Regions from separate parts of the Homo sapiens genome. Here region 1 is linked to region 2. The links are chromatin loops, found by intact Hi-C in ENCODE. Cell type or tissue: lower leg skin. All regions are shown on one strand. Links, peaks and the distances in the headings refer to the core of each region. The heading gives the core; the rest is flanking DNA. Region 1 overlaps ZMIZ1-AS1 (ZMIZ1 antisense RNA 1). Region 2 holds the start of LOC105378379 (a long non-coding RNA gene).

Region 1 (9,248 bases), core at 1,249-9,248, 310 kb after region 2:
AGAATTGCTTGAACCCAGGAGGCAGAGGTTGCAGTGAGCCAAGATCTCACCACTGCACTCCAGCCTGGGCGACAGAGGCAGACTCCAGATTCCGTCTCAAAAAAACAAAAAAAGATAGACTTTTCCCAGAAACTAAAAGCCCCCAAGATGGGGCTCTGAAAGTGGATGGCTATGCTCCCATGCCTCCCTGACTCTCTGTGCAGCCCAGCCAGCAGGGGCAGACCGCCCCAGGCAGAGGGCCTGCTTCAAATACCCTCAAGGCCTACCCACACCAAGGATGCAGATTGGCTTCTCCAGGCACTGCCCACTTGCTCAACCTCAGCCCTGCGAAGCATTTCACCAACTCCCCTGGTGGCAGGGAGTCACCTGCCCATCCTAGTTGTATGTGCCCAAGAGGCCTTGTCCCCAAGCCTCCACATCCTAGCTAGACAGCCCTAAACAAGTCACTTACCCTCTCTGAGCCTCAGTGACCTCATCTGCTAAAGAAAGATTATGGAGATTTCTGCCCACCAGCAAGCGAGTCATCAGTTCTGCAGCAGATGCCAGCTGGGTGTCCCCTAATTCAATTCACTTCAAACACCATCCACCTGGAGATAGCATCAGATCCCACAGGGTGAGGATTCAGTCCCCTAACTCTGAGCCCCACTTCTGATGCCCACCGCAAACCCCAGGTTATTCTGCCTGTGCTTCTGACCGTTCGTCTATGAATCGGGGTTCCCACAACCCCCTGCTTGGGTCTGATTAATTTGCCCGAGCGGCTCACAGAACTCTTGGAAAAATGTTTACTGGTTTATAACAAAAGATATTTTAAAGGATACAAATAAACATCCAGATGAAGAGAGGCACAGGGCGAGGTCCGGAAGGGGTGCTCCCATGCCCTCTCTTGGAGTGCCACCTTCCAAGTGCCTCCAAACGTTCAGCTGTCTGGAGGCTCCCGGAACCCAGATTTGTTGCGTTTTTATGGCGATGTCATTATGTAGTCATGATTGATTAAAACATTGGCCATTGGTGATCAACTCAACCTTCAGCCCTTCTCCCCACCCACCCCCAGATGGGGGAGGTGGGGCTGGAAGCCCCAACCCTCTAATCCTTGGTCTTTCTGGTGACCAGCCCACATCCTGAAGTGTCCTAGGAGCAGCCAGCCAGCAATCAACTCATTAGCATACAAAAAGAAACTTATCACTTTGGAGAGTCCAAGGATTTTAGGAGTCCTATGCCAGGAAATGGGATGGGAGGAGGGGGAAACAAATATGTATTTCACCATATCTCAAGGGTAATAAAACATGCCTTGGGCAGTCTGGAGACATGGTGAGCTCAGAGGGTGAGGCACTTCCTGGAAGCCCAGTGAACATATTTGTGCCCCTCTTCTGGAAACTGCAAAACCCCCCAGAAGGTGAGAGGCAAATTCACTGAGCGCAGTGAAAGTCAGCTCCACTCTTGCATTGGGAGGAGGGGAGGGGCTACAGAAAATGGGAGTAGGGGTGCTCAGAATAAAACTGTCCCTGTCACAGTGGCTGCTCAGCTGGTCTGTGGCCTCTGCTGGGGCCAGCGCTGGACCTGCCCTGCCTTCTCCCCACATATTTGCTAAGCATCTTCAGCCTCCTGCAACACAGGGTCACGTGGCACGATTTCACCCACACACGTACATGCCGCCTGAGTTACAGACCCCCTGTACTCCATTTTCTCACTGACCCTACGGAAGGTCTTGGAGTTCCCATTATTTGAACCAATAAACTGAGACTAGGAGAGGCAAGGCAGCTTCACCCACATCCCACCATGCAAAGCAATTCAAGCACTGAAACTAGGTCTAAGAGGTCTGGATTATTTTCACCTTCCAGCGCGTGCAAAGGAACCCAAAGCAAAAGTCTCCGGCAAGAAAGGGGTCTTTGGGAGCCACCAAGTTTCTGAACAGGGGAGTGGTGTGATTAGGTGGGCCACAGAAAACTGCACTGAGGACCTTGAGCCTGAGGACAGCAAGACTGGCAAAAAGGCCATCGTAGAAGTACAGGCAACTGGGAGTGCGGAGGCGAGTGTGGGGTCAGTGCTGCTATGCCAGATCACCACGGGTCTCCGTGTCAGCCTGTGTGTGGCCTCAGAGGTGGGCAGAGGAGCAACAGAGGAGGAGTGGGTTGGGATGTGGAGGGGATTTAGACGGTGCTCACGGCCTTCCACACTGACTGCCAGCTTTCATTCTTCCAACACGCCCTGCAGTGGGCCCACCTCCCCAGACAGGAGCAGCGGGAGGCTCAGAGGCAGGCGTGACTCCCCCAGTGAGAGGCAAGCCCCCAAGGCCGCCGCGGGACTGTGCCCGCTCCCCATCACACACCAGGCTCCTGTGCCCACCACTTTTTTCTAGGCTGATTCCCCATGCCAGCTTGATGAACAATCTAATAAAGGGGGCAATCACATTATTCCTGAATGCATTTTAATAAAAATCAAATAAAAGCAATTATGTGAATTTCCAAGAGGATCACCTCTTCTCCTTTCCCTGAGGTAGGAAACGGAATGAATTCAGGAAATCATTAAAATCAGAAACCCGAGCTGTGTGCCACTGCCGCGCTGGCGGCTGCTACACAAAGGCAGCAGGGAAACCCAGTCCCTGGCGGCAGCACGGGTGCATTTCTTAGCTCTTTGAGTGGAAATTCCACCTATGGGTGAAGAAGGGTAATTAAGGGCCAGGAGAGATGCTTTGAATGCAGGCTGCCTTTGCCCCTCCAGTGCAAACTTCCCAGCTTCAAAGGGGACTCAGACTCCCTGAGTGAGAGCTCTCCAACCTGGCTGCTGGGGGCCTGGCGGGGAGGGCAGGGGCAGGGCTCGGGAGAGGGTCCCCAAATGAGTGCAGCTCTCCCCTGTATGGGGGAAGTGCACCTCTCAGCCTGACTGGAGGCCAGAACGCTGGGTGTGAGTGCACAAGGGACCCACTGAGAGTTGGTAGGTACCTGTTCCTCCCTCCAGCATCCCCAAAAGGGACACAAGCCTTGTGATTTGCAAGGCCCTTCTGATGTCTCATTGGTTATTCTGTCCTCCATGTGACCCTGGGATTGATGTGCTCATTTGGGGCTGAGGCTGTTGCAGCCAGAGGCAGCCAGGGACATGCCCAAGGCCAACCAGCTGGTGAGGCAATGTCAGGACTGGAATTTGGGTTCGAAATCCTGGGGCCACGAGGCAGGCCCAAATCCTGTGGGTCCAGGTGTTCTGGACACAACTTGGCTTGGCCACACATTCTTGCTTACAAGAATAAGCACTGACCACCCCAACTGCCATTTCCTGGGCCCTGATCCGAGACAATGCCTCCCTCTCCAAACATCATGAAGTATGTTCATCTTTTCGGTACAGGTTAGGGACTAAGATTCAGCAGGATGAAGCCTCCTGCCCACAGCCCACAGCTAGAAGTGAGGAATCCTGGATTCTGCCCTGGGCTGTCACAGTGTCCATAGCCAAAGATTCTAATGGCCATGCCATAATGCCATCCTCTTCCCAGAAAGGGGCCTTCACTCAGGGTCTTCCAGGTTGCATTTGGGTGCCAGGCAAGGAAAGACAGGGATCCTCCAGCCCCTATATTCACGCTGGCCGAAACTCCATGTCATCCTGCCACCTTAAGGGTGGGCCAATAGTGGCCCAGAAGGGAGCACCTGATCATGCCTCAGATCATCCTCCTCAGCCACCAGGGTCCTAATTCTCAGACTCGGGGGGCGGGGGGCGGGGAGGGCAAGAAGAGACAGGAAAGTGGGCAGCCTGAGTTAAAGGAACAAACTGGGTCTGGGAGGGAGAGGGCCAGCACTCGCCATGGGCATCCTTAGGCAACTCCCATCACCTCTCTGGGCATGTGTGCATGTGTGTGTATGTGTGTATGTGTGCATGCGTGTGTGTGGTATGTGTGTTGGGGGAGGGGTGGCCCGGTCCCCAGTTCAGACATGGGGTAGTGCTGTCCTACACGGTCCAGTCTAACTCAGGTCAGAGCTTCCCTTAATTCCTCCTGCTGCTAACAGCTGTGATGCCCTCCTACAGGATGCCCAGGGAAATGCCCCCCAAAAAGTGTGGTTTCCAGTAGGGGAAAGGAGGGTGCAGGAGAGGATTCTGGGTGGGCCCTGTCAATGCCAGTTTTCTCTTGAAGTAGGGGTTTCTGGCACTTAGGATGGAGAATTGAGCACCGGACTGCTGGTCTCATTGTCCGTCCCCTCTGTTGACTCAACAGGTGCCCCTCTCAGGCATCAGGACCTCAAAGTCCTCCTCTGGGAAGTAGAGGCGGGGGTGCCTGGCCTTGGGGGCTCCTGTGCAGGGGGACCAGGACAGAAAGACACTGTGTGAGTGCTCAGTCATTCCTGTCCCCTAGGGGCCAGCTGCCCTGCGCACTGCTCTGCCCCAACCCCTCAGGTCTTGCACACAGCAGGCACTCCATAAATGTGCACTGTGAGATGTTCAGAGAGAACACAGGCCTGTCCAGGAGGGGGGTTAAAAGCAGGAAAAGGCAGTGGCCCTGCATGCTTCGCAAGACCTATAGCCTTGGCACCCCGTGTATGCACACGTGTGTGTAAACACGTGTATGAACGTGAGCACTCCTGCAACCACGCCCACCTTTGGGCACACCCACTGGCCTGATCATGTGCCTGAACAGCAGACAGGTAAACAGCAGGCACAAGCCCCAGGCAGTCTCCCCACAGACTTGCCTCCAAATCCCCAGTCCACACAGAACTTGGAGCAAACTGGCTAGGACCCTGGAGGTCCAGGCCCATGGGGTTTCACAGGGATGCCCATCTGCTGTCACCTGCATGCCGATTCTATCTTGGTCACTCTGGGAGCTTCTCCTCCAGGTCTGACACCCAGCTGTGCCTGGGATCCAGGATCAAGGCTGTTCTTCCTGCCCTGGGATAAGGGCTGATAGAAGGATGCCCAAAACTCTGTCAGGGGAGAAGAGGACAGATCCAGCTCTGCTGGGGGAGAGGGGCAAGGGGTCACAGGGAAGGCATCTCCAGAACGAAACCTTGGAGTTGGACCTGGAAGAAGGAACTGGGTTCCCACAACAGTCTAGCGAAGGGAATTCCAGGTGGAGGAATGGCTTACGCAAATGCAAGGCAGCATGCCATGTTCAGAGAATGCCCAGCTGCCGGAAGGCCCCCACCCTCCTTCTACTGGCCGTACCAGGAAGAAATGTCCTGTTTCAGGGCACTCACTGGAATGAGGGGGCCAAACAGAGCACTCACAGCACTGAAGCGAAGAGGCACATGGGGTGCAAGTGGCTCCTCCAAGTTCTCTCTCTATCCCTTTAAATAATGCACTTCCCCTGGGAATGAATAATTGGGAGTGCAGAATAGAATGCAACATCTCAAAAGTGCAGTTAGCAGCTGGATGTGGTGGCTCACACTTGTAATGCCAGCACTTTGGGAGGCTGAGACGGGAGCACTGTTTGAGGCCAGGAGTTTGAGGCCAGCCTGGGCAACATAGCAAGACCCTGTCTTTGCATAAAAATTAAAAAAAAATTAGCTGGGCATGGTGGCATGCACCTGCAGTCCCAGCTATTTGGGAGGCTGAGGTGGGAGGATCGCTTGAGCCAGGAGATCAAGGCTATAATGAGCCAGGATCACATCACTGCACTCGGGTGTAGGTGACAGAGTGAGATCCCACCTCTTAAAAAAAAAAAAGTGCAGTGAGTGAAGGGGTCTCCACACAGGTGCTAAAACTTTCTGTTAAAAAGAGGCAGGGAGAGGCTGGGCGTGGTAGCTCATGCCTGTAATCCCGGCACTTTGGGAAGCGAGGTGGGTGGATCACCTGAGGTCAGGAGTTTGAGACCAGCCTGGCCAACATGGTGAACCCTCATCATTACTAAAAATACAAAACATTAGCCTGGCGTGGTGGTGCACACCTGTAATCCCAACTACACAGGAGGCTAAGGCAGGAGAATCGCTTGAACTCAGGAGGCAGAGGTTTCAGTGAACCGAGATCACGCCACTGCACTCCAGCCTGGGCAACAGAATGAGACTCCTTAAAAAACAAACAAACAAAAACAGCAGAGAGTAATGACAATTAGGATAGTGGCTCCTTCTGGGAAGTAGGGGGCTGGGAAGGTCGGAGCTTCACAAGTGTCCCTAATACTCTAGTTCTTCAGCAGAGTAGTCATGAGCATTCATTGTAATGTTTCATGGCTTACAAATAGTCTTTTATATGTACAAAATATAATGTAATAAAAAACTTTAATTGTGTTTATGTCCAAGTTTATGGGGCTGTTCGAGGCCCAGTTGGCTGAGACACCGCAGGGCGATGACCTGAGCTTGGCATCCTCATAGGTGCTGGCACCCCTGCTCTGGGGCAGTGTCAGGGCCTGGACCCTTGTCTGAGCTCCACTGGGTCCATAGAAGAGTCCAGTCATTTCTGGAACCAGATGGAGCATACAGGAAGGTAGGAGATGCATGTCCAGCCAATTCCCTCTCTGTGTGGGATTGGGCATGTCCTTCCCCTGCCTGGGTCTCAGTGTCACCCCCTACAGGGAGGGGACTTTGGCCACCTGTGTCCTGGATTTGGTCAGACTTCACCACTCACCAGATAGTTACACAGGACTCTTTCCCCACCTATAAAGTGGGACTCATAAGAGCATTGCTGAGGACTGCATGAGGCAATGTATGTTAAGGCGCAGTCCCTGGCATGTCATGAATACGCCGTAGATGCTGGTTTCAAAAAAATCACCAGAACGAAGACCCACCACGGAAACAGGGCGGGGTTGGAGTCTGGAAGATGTGTGCTCCCAGCCTGGCTCCACCTCTCAGTGGCCAGAAGCCTCCGGAGACCTTTCAACCCTGGGCCTCACTCTGCTCTTGTGCAAAATGGGAACAGCAGAGCCCCCTTTGGAGAGGAGAAGGTCGGTCAGGAAGAAAGAGGATGAGTCTGGTGAAGGAGAGTGTGTTGCCCACAGCAGGTCAGTAACCAGGGCTATAATCCCCCAAGCCCCTCCCAAGGGCGAAACCCCAGTCTGCCACATGGAAGGATGTGCCCCAGGCCTCACCAAGGCAGCCCCTAATCTCAGGCCAGACCCAGCGCCTGCTCCTGCTCAGAGTTAGGGGCTGGGGCTAGAGAGATGGATCAAAGGCGGAGAAAATTAGCATGACAGTGAACCCAAGAAGGGAGGCCAGGATTAATTCACTCTCCTCTCCCTGCTGTCCCTTCTGCAGCCCAGGGAGCCTGCCAGGGTTGCAGGAAGGGTCACCTTTTACCCCAATCCCCTACCACACACCTGAGGCCCAGTTCTTACAGAAGACGGCAGGGCAGGGACCTGCCATGAGAAGCGGATCCGCTGTGCACACATTCCAGAGCCGTAGTCTTGAAGGGATAGGAATGAAGGCACCTGGGCAGAAGGGACATCTGCAGAGGCTGGAGCCTGGACATGGGTCCAGGGGGTGCACTGTGAGTCCACAGACCCCACCATGTCGTGTCAGGCACACTGGAGCCCGTGTGAACGCGTGGGTGTGTATCCGTCATTCTGGGAATGGGACTTGTTGGTGCTTGGTTGTCAGTCTGAGGCCCAAAGCCCACACGTGCCCTATGTGTGCATCTGCGGCAGGGTGGGTGTGGTGCCTGCAGATGCATTTGTGGCTCTGAATTGATGGTTGTGTGTGCAAAAGTGTGAGCCTTGTGCCTATGAGACGTTGGGCAGCCATGGTGTTGAGTGTGTGGACATGTAGGCGCCTGTATGGGCAGAGGGATGTCAATTGTGGTTCTGCAGCTACCTGAGAACCTTGAGATGAGCAGAAAAGAAACGTGTGAGAGGGACGACTCACAATGGTCATAATTTCCCATACAGAAAGGGTGAGAAGGCGGTTCAGAGGCCCATCCCTTGGGCCCGCCTTCCTGGCTCCATGGGCTATTCCCATCCCTTAGACTTCGCCTTCCCTGCCGTGGAACCCTGTGGAACACCTGGCTTACCCTCTCTGTGCCTCAGTTTCCTTATGTGAAATGAGGGAACTCACAGCGTGGCTGTGAGGACTGAACTAGTTAGTATGAGGGAAGAGCATTTAAAACAGCCCTTGGAACATGAAGAGTGCTCTCCAAGGGACATGGCTGGGCTCAACTGGGTTGGCCAGAGGAACAGGATCTAACCCAGAACTATCCTTGCAGAAGCCCAGGAGGAAGACTGCTTTGAGGCAGCAGAGTCAGGCAGCCTTGGGAAAATGCAGTATGGGGTGCTGGAAGAATCCCAGCTAGGGCCAGCTTAGCAGACCTGGATTCACTGGCCAAGCACACAGGGCTCCTCGCACCACCTCCTTCTCTCCCAGCTTCCCACTCTCCCTCCCCGCAGTACCTTTCCCCCATTTCCTGCCCCAGGAGCGTCAGGCCCATCCCCACACAGCCCTATCTCATCCTTTAATCGGCATGCAAGGTCCACCCTTTATGCCCATTCTGAACTGGAGAAATTGAGGCTTGAAGAAATGGAGGGATGGGACTGGCACAGCTGAATTCGGGAACCCAGGACTTTGGAATCTCAGAGTAGCTTGCAGAGAAGCAAAATGCCAATATGGCCCCGAGGGCAGCACAGGTGACTCTCAGCTCTCCTGGGCCTGCACTGGCTCTCAAGGCCCCTGAAAATGTCCTCCATTCCCTATTGAATCACAGACTGGGAAACCAACATGCCCCTCCCCAAGTTCACAGTCTCTGCTCCATCCCACCCACCAGAACCAGTGAATATGTCTAGTCTGACACCTAGGTGAAACCCTAATATACCTCTCCCATGTCTACAATTTTGGTCCTCCTGTTCGCCCTGCCTTGTCCATCCTCATTTGGTGGCAAGCGCCACCTCTCCGGGAAGCCTCCTCTGATTGCCTTATTGATTATCACCTTCTAGTCCCCTGGCCTCCAGATACCTGGGGACACTCCTTTCTTCAGCACTAACCACTCACCTGTTAGGATGTCCTAATGCGCAGACCAGGGTCTTCCTTGTATCACTCCACCCCCACCCTGCAGGTCAGGGCAAGGATGCTCAAAGGCTGCAGTGAACCATGGGCACATACACTCACACCCCTCCAGAAGCCATACTATTCAATAGCTAAGGCTTTGAGGTGGATTTTCTTGGATTCAAATCTCAGCTCTCTCACTCACTAGCTGTGTGACCTTGGGCTTGTTACCTAACCCCTCTGTGCCTCAGATTGCTCATCTGTTAATGGGAATAATGCTTCCAATGCCACAAGGTTGTGAGAATGAATGAGCTAACATATGTAAGCTCTTACCTTATGTATGGTATTGCTGTGTAAGTGTTGGTCATTGTT
Region 2 (10,643 bases), core at 1,310-9,309:
TAATCCATTTTGCAGATGAGGAAAGTGAGGCTCAGAGAAGACCCCACAGCTGGTGAGGGATAAAGCAAAGCCAGGTCTCCTTCCACCCTGTGCTCTCTACTTGCAAACTACAATCTCTGGTTCCAGGAAACAACAGACCACACCTGTAAAGGGATTGTGGAGAAGAAAGGAGAAAAAGTCTACCAAAGGAGCTGGATACCACGTGTGTGTGTGTGTGTGTGTGTGTATTTGTGTGTGTGTGTGTATTTGTGTGTGTGAATGTGTGCATGTGTGTGAATGCATGTGTGCATTTTATGAGGTGGGGCAGGGAGTGCAAGAAGCAGTGATTAGCTTCAGCTAGAGATTTTATTACAAATGTATTTTGTGCTTCTGTGTCTTTCACATTCTGACAATGCTAATTTTGTAATTATATATATATTTATATATGTATATTTATATATATTTATCTATGTATTTTGTATATATATTTATATATGTATATTTATATATGTGTGTGTGTATATATATATATATATTTATATATATGTAATTTTAAATGAGGGAAAGCCACTGGGCTATGGAGAAATCCAGCATGGATTTGGAGTCTGGCAGCTTGGCTCCTAGCCCTGAATCTTTCCCTGCCCAGCTATGTGACCTTGGCCCTGTGGCCTCCCCGACTCTGGGCTTCCATTCTCTCATCTACAGCTTGAGCTTTGGGATGGAAGCACCTGCAGATCCTTTCTCCCCTGACCTAAGTGGTTTGTGAAAAGTCACTTCTAAGGAGAAAGCAGCTCAGGGATTCCCAGTCTGAAGCCCTAGATTCCAGATGTTCAAACCCACTCCCTTTCCCTTGAGGATCTAGAGTCAGGGCATGGTCACATTCATCCCTTCCCCACCACAGGAAAAGAGTGAGAAGAAGCAGGTCCCTGTGATTCTGACACATTGTTTCCATCTGCTGCTAACCTGTTATTAGCAGGATTTTCCTAAACCTCACCTCTATTTTCCAAAGTCACACACCCTGGGCATAGTGGTTTTCTTGTCCTCTTCCTTAGCTCTCCAGAACTCAGAACCTGGAGAGGAGAGAATACCACTCCAGTTTCTGATCAGAGCACTGCCTCTCCTAGCTGGTTCCTCATAGGTTACAGTTTGGAAGCCTCCCAGAGACGTCTGGAAGCGCTGATCCCTGCATTCGCTTTGGGGCTGTGTCTCTACTACTTCCAGATGTTTACACAGCTGGCTGGATTACTTAACTGCATTGACATCATACACCTTGATATTTCCTCTTTACAAAAACAGTTCAGATGGGAAAGAAACTGGCTATTGAGAATCTGTATACCGCAGAACTAACCAAAATAACATTCCACCTCTCCAGGAAGGCTATGGATGCATTCACTCACATGCGCTGCTCTTGCACAATTGCACAGGCCTCGGTTTCCCTCTCTATAAACTGAAAAGGTGGGTTTGGACAGTCCGAGAGTTCCTTTGGGTGCAGAGAATGTATCTGAAGTTGCCTTGGAGAGGCCATTTCCTTCCTTTTTACAGATTTGGAGACTGAATCCTAGAATGGGGAACTTACTTGATTCAACTGATAACTAATTATAGAGCACCTACCATGGTTAGGTAGTGGGGTAAGACTAGATAGACACAAAGGTGGAAATAAGACCATGCTGGTACATGGCTCCCTGTGTGCCAAGCACTGTGCTGAGCCCTTTCTGGCTAGCGTCAATTTTACACCTCATAACAGTTCCAGGAGTCTGTATATTTCTCTCAGCTTTATAGATAAAGAGACTGAAGCTTAGAGTTGATGATGAGTTCACCAAAGCTCACAAAATCTGCTGTATCCAGGAATTCCAACCTACATGTGACTGACTCCAGAACCTTCATCCTTAAACAGCACCCTATACTACTCCCCAAACATTTACTGCCCTCACGAACCTTCTAGTCCAAAATGAGACACAGTCAAGGAGAGAACTGACATTTACACCACCAGAATTAGGCAAATGCCACCACCAAGACCTGCACCAAGAGCTAAGAGGGCCCTGGCCATGTGGGATAAGCTCCCCAGAGAAAGGGGCATTTGGGCTGGGCCTTGAAGGCTGAGCAAGAGTCTGTTGGGCAGAGGGGACTTGCAGGAAGACACACAGTGTCTCTAGCTGACGACGGCGCTAGGTCCTGACGTTGTTCAGTGCTCCTCCTTGCCATCCCTGCTTTCACAGCCTTCTCATCTTAGGAAAGGCCCAGAGCGTTCTGGGTCTAGATGTCACTCTGCAGCCAAGGTGGCTTCCTGGCACAACCACTCCTTGACTATCAGCTCCGTAAGGCCAGGGTCAGGGCCTGTCTGTGTTTGTGCCCTTGCACCTGGCACAGAGCAGGGCACAGTCTGTATTTGCTGAACAAATAAACATTTAGTCTTTCAGGAATTGTTTCCCAAGCAGCAGCAGCAAAATAAACAAGGAACATTTGTTGAGTGTTATGCGCCAGGCAGTGTGCTAAGTCCTTTTCATGCATCATCTTATTTAATCCACCCAAAGCCACACTCTGAGCGAAGAACTATTATGTTCCCTCCTTGACACATGAGGTTAAATAACTTGTCCAAGGTCACACAGCTAGCAAGTGGTAGAGCCCGGATTCATGCCCAGGCCTGTGGAACTTCAAAGCCCATGCTCTTAACCCCTCTGCCACCAGCGTCTCTTTGTTGTGGCCTCAGCACCCCTCTTTGTTCCCCAGGGGGAAGGGCTGTTTTGCAAGCAGGCCTGAGATGCCACAAACCTTCCAGCACATCCTGCCCCTTGGCCTCTGACATCTGTTTGCCATTTCCCCTACTCCAGAGCGGCCAGGCCCTGCCTCCTGCCTTGCCGTAATTCAGATGTCAGGGAGGATGGAAGCCAGTGCCTGGTGTCTGAGCATCTGAACTGGCAGAGACTAAGGACAGCCTGGTGCACACTCACATTTGTTTTGTCAGCCTGCGGCATGGCATTTGTCAGAGGCAGGGACACACAGATGCCACCCATGCCTCCCCAGGCTTCTCACTGCACCCCACCAAACAGTCCCGTACCGCCTTCCCCTGGCACCCTGCAAGGTCACGGCTCTAAGGAAGGTGAGAGGAAGGGACACCCTAGCTCCCCCTCCTTCCCCCACCTCCTGCACTCCCCAGTATCCTCTTAATATCCGCTGCACACCTCCACCAGGATAGAATTCCTTTCTTTTTTGAGCAAGAACAGGGAAAGCTCTGAGAATTTTTGAAAACAGCATTTTTGTTTCAAAATATAATTTCCAAAACGTTGGCCCTGAGAGATGTCCTGCAAAAAAAAAAAAAAAAAGTGTTCCATGGTGCAGCAATTTTGGGAGATGTTGCATACTCTGCCCGGGTCTCACAGGTTCCCAGCGTACACTTCAATGATGCAGGCACTGAGAAGTCCTGCAGCATTTTCCAAATGTATCCTTCATCCTCAGAGCATGTGTTCCAGATGTAGAAACACTTTGCAAGGCTGGAGAGGAAACAGGTTCAAGTGGGAAACACATCCACCGAAAGGAACCCTCCATTCTCTGCAGATTTGTGTAGCAGGGAGCTGCCTCCTTACCTTACTGAATGCGCTCTGGGCTTCTCTCAGTGAGTGAGCCTCCGCACCCTGCCAGGAATTCCCTGACTCCAGAATGGACTTTTCCTGCGAGTCCATTCTGAGAATGATGCCAGTGTGGGACAGCTCCAGGAAGACCAGAATGGACTTTGCGTATGCAGAGTTACTTGGGACCACGTGAGCTCTGTGGCACTGAAGGTCCCAAGGCCAGATGGGCTGACTACTTGGGGAGTTGAGCCTCAGAAAAAGGGCTGGCCACTCCCCATTTTCCATTTCTAAGACACTGGGATTGCACTCAGGGAGAGCAGGCACACCCTGGTCAGGCCCTCCAGGAGCAAATCCCTGTGCCAGTACCCACCACCTTTCGGCATCAGGCTCCCCAACCAGAGGAAAGCACAAGAAACACAGCTCATCCGGATGTCTGTTCCCAGCACCCTGCACATATCTGGCCCAAAAGGAAACTAGAGGCAGATTTATTGAATGAGCATGAGTTTGAGGTCAGCCACTGTTGCAGGGTGGATTCCCTGGCAAGTTGACTCTGAGCCGGAGATCAGTGTGTAGAACATTAATGAGGGGTGTTCCCGGGACCCACACCCATGGGAAAGGGAAGAAAGCAGGGAGAAGCTGAAGGAGAAATCCAGCTACAATGTAGTCACAGCGAGACCGCAGCTGACCCTGTGGGGAGCGCTGAAGCAGGATGGCCCTTCAGAGTGGCCCTGAGTTCAGGCAAAGGGGTTGGGCCTTTCTACCTCCCAGTTGGCCAGTCACTGGATGTGGGCTTTCCCAGGGAGGGGTGTGACCTTGGCAGTGTAGCTTTCTTTAGTCCATTCCTGAAGAGGGCTGACAGCTGACGTGGAGGACTCTCCACTCACAACTCCCAGCAGCTGGGGGAGAGCGTCCTCCAGTCCTGCAGGGGAGACCTGGGTGCCTAGCCCACCTGGTGGCTGTCCCACACTGCTCCCTGTGGCGTCGCCACCCACTGTTCTGGGCCTTCCTTTTCTCCTGGTCCCCCTGTCCGGGCCAGCTCTTCTTTCCCTTCTTCCAGTCTCCCTCAGTGTCAGAGACTGCTCTAAGGAACGACACTTGCAAGGGGGTTGGAGCAGAAACTGGTCACCCTCCATGCTCAACTCTGGCCCTCCAGGGACCTCTCTGGGAGCTGAGAGCAGGCCCCTGGCTGCCCCTGCAGAAGGGTGTCCTCTGAGCTTGAGGCTTCTATATGCAGGAAGGCACATTTGAGTCTGTCCCTCAACCAGGTCCTGACTCTCTGGGCTGTGGACTCTGTCTCTCAATGCATTTTCTCCTTTGCCCTCCTCCCAAGTGGACCTCCAGCCCTGCCCTGACTCTCCTGCCTCAGATTCTAGATATAGCCCAGAAGCCCTGGTAGGAATTAGGTGGGTACTGCACTCTTCACAGAGAAGCAACTGGGCTGTGTGGGACCTCTGGCTCACATTTCCTGGTAGTAAATGATTGTCCGCCTTCATATGGGAGCTTGTGTCCCGGAATATCAGGTCCTTTATCTGTAAAACAAGATTAGTGAGAGGCACAGCAGAGGCACTGGGTAAATGTTTGTGGGGCAAAGGAGTAAGTGCATGGCCTGGGGAATGCAGCTGAGGGACATCGGCCAGCCAGTGTCAGACCAGGTCTGGGCTTGGAGCATGTCCACAGTGTGGTGGTTTAAAACCAGGGCAGAGTGGGGCAGGCCCTCTATCCATCACATACCAGCGTGTGCCTTTGGCAAATTGATGCACCTTCCGTTGTTAGTTTCCTCTTTGTGAAGCAGAGATAATAGTACTCACCTCCAGCGGTGGTTTGAGGGTTGAATTAGACCAAGCATACAGTGGTGTGCTGGGCACACAGTCAGCCCCCAGTACAGGTGTGTTTTCATTCTCACCGTTATGTCAGTTCTGCCTGACTCTGTGTCCACAGAACTTTCCATCACCTCGCACCCGCCTCGATCCCCTCTGGGATGAATATTCTCCAAGTCATCTTGCAAATAAACTCCCTGGCCCAGACCTAACAATGCAGCCTGCCTGCTTTAACTTGGAGTCTGAGCTCGTCCCTCCTGTATCAAACCCTTTAGAGAGCCTGTGAGGCTCCCAAGAGGAAGAAATGAATTGCTCAGCCTGCAGCAGCCCCCTGCTGTTCTTCTAGCTGGCTGGGGTCCCCATTAGTGAAACAGCCCAGCTTTCCCCCAGCAGGAGAGGACACTAGCTTCACAGGGCAGCGTGGAGCTGCGGGATTGGCAGTTCCTAATGGAGGGGGATGGCAATCCCAAACACTGCCCATTAGCAGCGGCTTCTGTGACCCCAGCCGCTCCCGCAGAGCAAACCTTCATCTCCACGTGTCCTCTCTGTGTGCCTGGTGGATGCTTTCCCCTCCCAGGATTGGTCATTAGCACTGAAGGGCGTGGCTGCCAGGCTCCAGGGGGCTTTCTTAGCAGGCTGGGGAGACGGCAAGGAAGGGACATGGAGTGAACAGTGGTCTGGTCCCCCAGAGGTTCGCTGTTGGCCAATATGCTGTGACCCATGGGCTTCCTTGGCCCAGGCCACAAGGTATCTTGCACGCAACTGCAAGGTAGACACGCAGTATCAAGAGTCTTTAGTTAATGGAGCTGTGTGGAGTTAGGGGGATCACAGCTCCATGGTTGGGGGTGGGTAGACACTAGGAGGAGTCTGTTGAATTCCACACTGAGTCCAGCAGTCAAGACCTAGTGATAAAGAACAAAGGCCAGGTCCCGGATAGGGGGTATGTGTAGGGCATGAGGATTTCTGGCAGGAGGGGCTGCAGGCTCAGAGCAGGAGTGAGGTAGTGGTTGGGGGCTATTGTTCCAACCAGATCCAAAGAAGGGCCCAGTAGTGGTGCCTGGGCAGACCCACAGGGTGAAGAAGGAAAGAAGTCACACCCCCAGTAGAAGGCTTAGAAAACCCGCAGTAAGTTCTTTCAGAATCACTCATCAGGTGGCATCATTTCCCTGCTTCCCATCTTCCAGTGGCTGCCCCCAGCCCAGGCTGCCCTGGCAAGTTTTTCACCCGACCTCACCCTCCTTGCTTTTGAGTCTTTGAAAATGTTCCCCAGCCTTTCCCCACCCCAGGGCCTTTGCTCATGCCACTCTACCTGGCAGGAAACCTCTACCTGCCTCAGACTCCAATACCAGCTCCCATCTTGCCCTTCTCAAAGCCTGGACTTCAGTATTTTCTCCAGGGAAGGACCAGTCCTGCCCACCTTACCTAAACTTATGCCCACCATCCTGTTATCCTCTACTTCAGCATCCTATTATGTTTCTTTTAGGCCTCTTATCATAATTTATTCTTACAGGGCTTCTTTGGTAGTTTATTTGTTTATTGTCTGTCTCTCCCTCCAGTTGAAAGACTCTAGGAGGGCAGAAACCACCTCTCTCTCTCTCTTACCATTATCTCCAGCCCTAAACATTCCAGAAGCCCTCAGTAAGTGTCAGCTGTTATTTCTACCAGTTTATTGCTGCTGTGATGGTAGTTACTGTAGGCTAGCAATAAATATCGCTTGAACACTGAGTGAGTATCAAGACTCACTCCAGCTCCCACTCACTTGAGGGGCTGCGATAGCAGATGTGCCAGGCCCCGGGCAGGCAGAAAACTCCTGGCTGTTCACTCTGCCCCCTGGTCCTCACAGGAGGTCAACTCAGCCCCAGAGGTGAGGCGAGCAAGCCCCAACACCATGATCCCTCTGCGTCCAACCTGCCCCTTCCAGGCCTGCCTAGCTCCTGGAGTCACCCCAGAAACTCCCCCCAGCACACATACTGTCATCTCTTCACCGTGAACTGTATTTAAAATGTAAATAAAAAAAGGCTTTTAGGAGATTTAACTGTTTCCCTTGGTATTTAAATTATTCAATTATAACTAAAGCTATTAAAATACAGTTAATTAAAATTGTTAGATTGTTTTCCTTTGCACTGATCGCAGCATTGCCAACTTCTCCCTCTAGCTGTTTAATTCCTATTAAAAATGATAATGCCTCGCTTTATTCATAAATGCAGCAACCTTCCCGCACATTCTTCAAGTGATCTCCTCAACACGAACCGCGCCGTGTTCTTTTCTTCTAGCAGTGAAGCGGAAATTCTGCTGTAGTCTTTAGAGGTTTAATCAGCAGTAAAAGGCCTCAAAATTTAAACATTAGCATTACCAAGTCACAACAAATAATGCAGCCCCCTGTTAAAAAAAAAAGTCTAATTCTAATGCAACGTAATGTCATTAGAGACCAAAGAAGAACCCTGAAGTTTAATAAACGGTGGGACCCAAATAAAGATTTCATAACTTACAACATAAAATCACCCGATCCACATGTTAAATATTTTATTTGAAAGGTTTCACAGCATTTCCAGTGGGAATAGCTCTGCAGTGGAAGTACAGATGGGTAAGTGCTGCCGGAACAGAAAGCAAGAAAAAAAAAAAAGGAAGAAAAGAAGGCTTCGAGGACCAGCTCTTAGCTTGTTGAGTTTGGCATGTATAAGATGGCGCACCCTGAGAAACTAATTGGTTCTAGTGTTTAAACTCCTGAGCCATGTGTTCCCACAAGGATAATGGCTCTTGCAGGTAATGATGGGCAAGGTGGCAACGTATTTAACTTTCTCGAATGTAGCAGGTGCCACCTCTAGAATTTGGAGTGATTTGTGAGCCACATGTGGTGGAGGGGGTGAGCCTTCCAGTCCCCAGATGGAGAAACGGAGGGTATAGTGATGAAATCAGCCCAAGCCATCAAGGGTGACCAGTTGATGAGGAGCCTTCTATGCTCCAAACCAGGCATGAGTAATAATTATCCCGCCCTCGAGGAACTCGGAGTCCAGCAGGGCCCTTGTAAACCACATATGGGGTACAAGTTCAGACTGCATTTGCTCCAATGAATTATTCCTGTGGGGAGGTGGAAGACTTCAAGAGAGAAGGAAAGATTGGTGCTTTGGCTGGCTGAGAAGATCTCTAGTGGCCCAGAGAAGAAGCATAGGAGAAGATCAAGACAAAGAGGCGGGAAAGAGATGGTGAGTTGGGGCCAATGAGTCATTTTTTAGGGCTGGAGCACGGGCTAGTGGGAAGGTTGTGGTGGGAAAATCTAAAGTCTTAGGAACCCCTTCAGGAAAGGTCTTGAACCTCATGCTTAGGAGTTTTGACTGTACTCTGAAGGTTGCCTACAATTTAGAGACCAACCAAAGCCCATTAACTACTTATGTCTGTCACAGAACTGGGTCCTTGGGAGGTAGTTGGTGGTGTTGAGTGTATTAGTCTGTTCTCATCCTGCTAATAAAGACATACCTGAGAGACTGGGTAACTTATAAAGGAAAGGTTTAATTGACTCATAGTTTCACAATGCTGGGGAGGTCTCATGATCATGGTGGAAGACAAAGGAGGAGCAAAGTCAAGTCTTACATGGTGACAGGCAAGAGAGCTTGTGTAGGGGAGCTCCACCTTATAAAAGCATCAGATCTCATAAGACTTATTCCCTATCATGAGAACAGCATGGGAAAGGCCCGCCCCCATGATTCAATTACCTCCCACTGGGTCCCTCCCACAACAAATGGGAATTATGGGAGCTACAATTCAAGATGAGATTTGGGTGGGGACACAGCCAAAAAATATCATTGAGTAAACCAATGAAAGACCTAATGCCTTTCGTGCACTAATTGTCTCTGGGAAAGCCATAGGTTTCACCAATAAGCTGGTGGGTACCCTATCCAAAGGATGGTCTCTGCCAACCTGAGCTCTTGGACCTTGGTCTGCCAGTGTCCTGGGCTCTCACACTGGGGCTATGGTCTTCCATATGGACCCATCCACTTTCATATTCTCTGTTGGGGATATGGGCTTTCTCCTTTGTGCAGCTACAGAACCATAATTGCTGAGCTGCTTAGGTTCACCACATGTGCCTCTTGGCCCAGAGAGGTGCAATGCCCAGGGAAGTATAGAGAGGGGATGGCTTGATGTTCACATCAATAGTGTTCTTCATTAGAAAAATGCAAGTGAAAACCACAATGACACCCACTGTGCAGCCACTACAGTGACTGTAAGCAAAAAGGCAGCAATGCCAAGTCTTGTGGTGAAGATGTGAAGAAACTGGAACCCTCATGCACTGCTTGTGGTGTGACCACCTTGGAAGACAGTTGAGAAGTATCTTAATGAGTTAACACATACCTCCTGTATAATCCAACTGTTCCATATCCGGGAAGAGAAATAAAAGCCTATGTCCATAAAAGACCTGAATAATTGTAGCAGCTTTATTCATAATTGCCAAAGAATGGAAACAGCTTTAGTATCCATCAACAGAGGAATGGATAAATTAACTCTTCTATATCCATTCAATGGAATATCACTCAGCGATAAAAAGGAATGCGCTATCAATACATACTACAGCATGAATGGATCTCAGAAGAATGATCCTGGGTGAAAGAAGCCAAGCAAACAAGAGTGCTTACTGTATGATGTCATTTCTATTAGGTTGGTGCAAAAATAATTGCGGTTTCTGCCATTACTTTTCATGGCAGCTTTGTTGTCATTTATATAATGGTTGGTGCAAAAGTAATTGCGGTTTTTGCCATTACTTTTAATGGCAAAAACCGCAATTACTTTTGCACCAAACTGTATAAAATTTTAGGTAATGCAAACTAATCTGTAGTAACAGAAAGCAGTTGTCTGGGGGATGGAGGTGGTTAGGAAGGAGCCATAGGAAGGAGTTATGAAGGAGCAGGAGACTCAGGCATGACAGTTGTGTTCATTCTTTTGACAGTGGTAATGGCCTCGTGGGTATATACATGTGTCAAACTTACAAAAGTATACACTTTAAATACTTGCAGACTGTTGTATGGCAACTGTGCCTCAACAAAGCTGCTTTTTAAAAAGTTAAAAGAGCTAGGACTTCAGAGTTTTCTTTTTCATAATTTTAATTTTGGTATGGTTTCACATGTACAGAGAGGCAAGAATAGTTCAGGACCCCCACATGCCCCCCACCTTGATCCACCCACCACTCACATGTTATCTCATGTGCTGTATTGTTCTCTTTCTATTTTGCTTCTCTGAACTATTTGAGAATTAAATTGGAGTTGTTGTTTGCCATTCATCTTAAATGCTG

Evidence for each region. Peaks named below come from ENCODE experiments on the same cell type or tissue, not always from the same donor. Only the 100,000 strongest peaks of a DNase experiment are listed, where the experiment ranks them.
Region 1: a loop joins it to region 2, with 2.8 times the contacts of the local background. A loop is called at or near these places in 8 of 110 quality-filtered maps.

Annotation. Positions count from the first base shown.
Region 1 is chr10:79,049,831-79,059,078 of GRCh38, forward strand. It overlaps ZMIZ1-AS1 (ZMIZ1 antisense RNA 1), which reads right to left. Exons shown (of 10, transcript NR_024431.2): 4 at 4,766-4,898. Among named protein-coding and RNA genes, the nearest start is that of ZMIZ1-AS1, 13 kb to the right of the region's middle. RefSeq lists an enhancer at 4,566-5,065. In lower leg skin, for the core only: no CTCF peak of the experiment used is centred there; DNase peaks (open chromatin) are centred at 2,171, 4,241, 4,591 and 5,101.
Region 2 is chr10:78,740,538-78,751,180 of GRCh38, forward strand. LOC105378379 (a long non-coding RNA gene) reads right to left here and starts at 4,006. Exons shown (of 5, transcript XR_946100.2): 1 at 3,561-4,006. In lower leg skin, for the core only: no CTCF peak of the experiment used is centred there; a DNase peak (open chromatin) is centred at 4,620.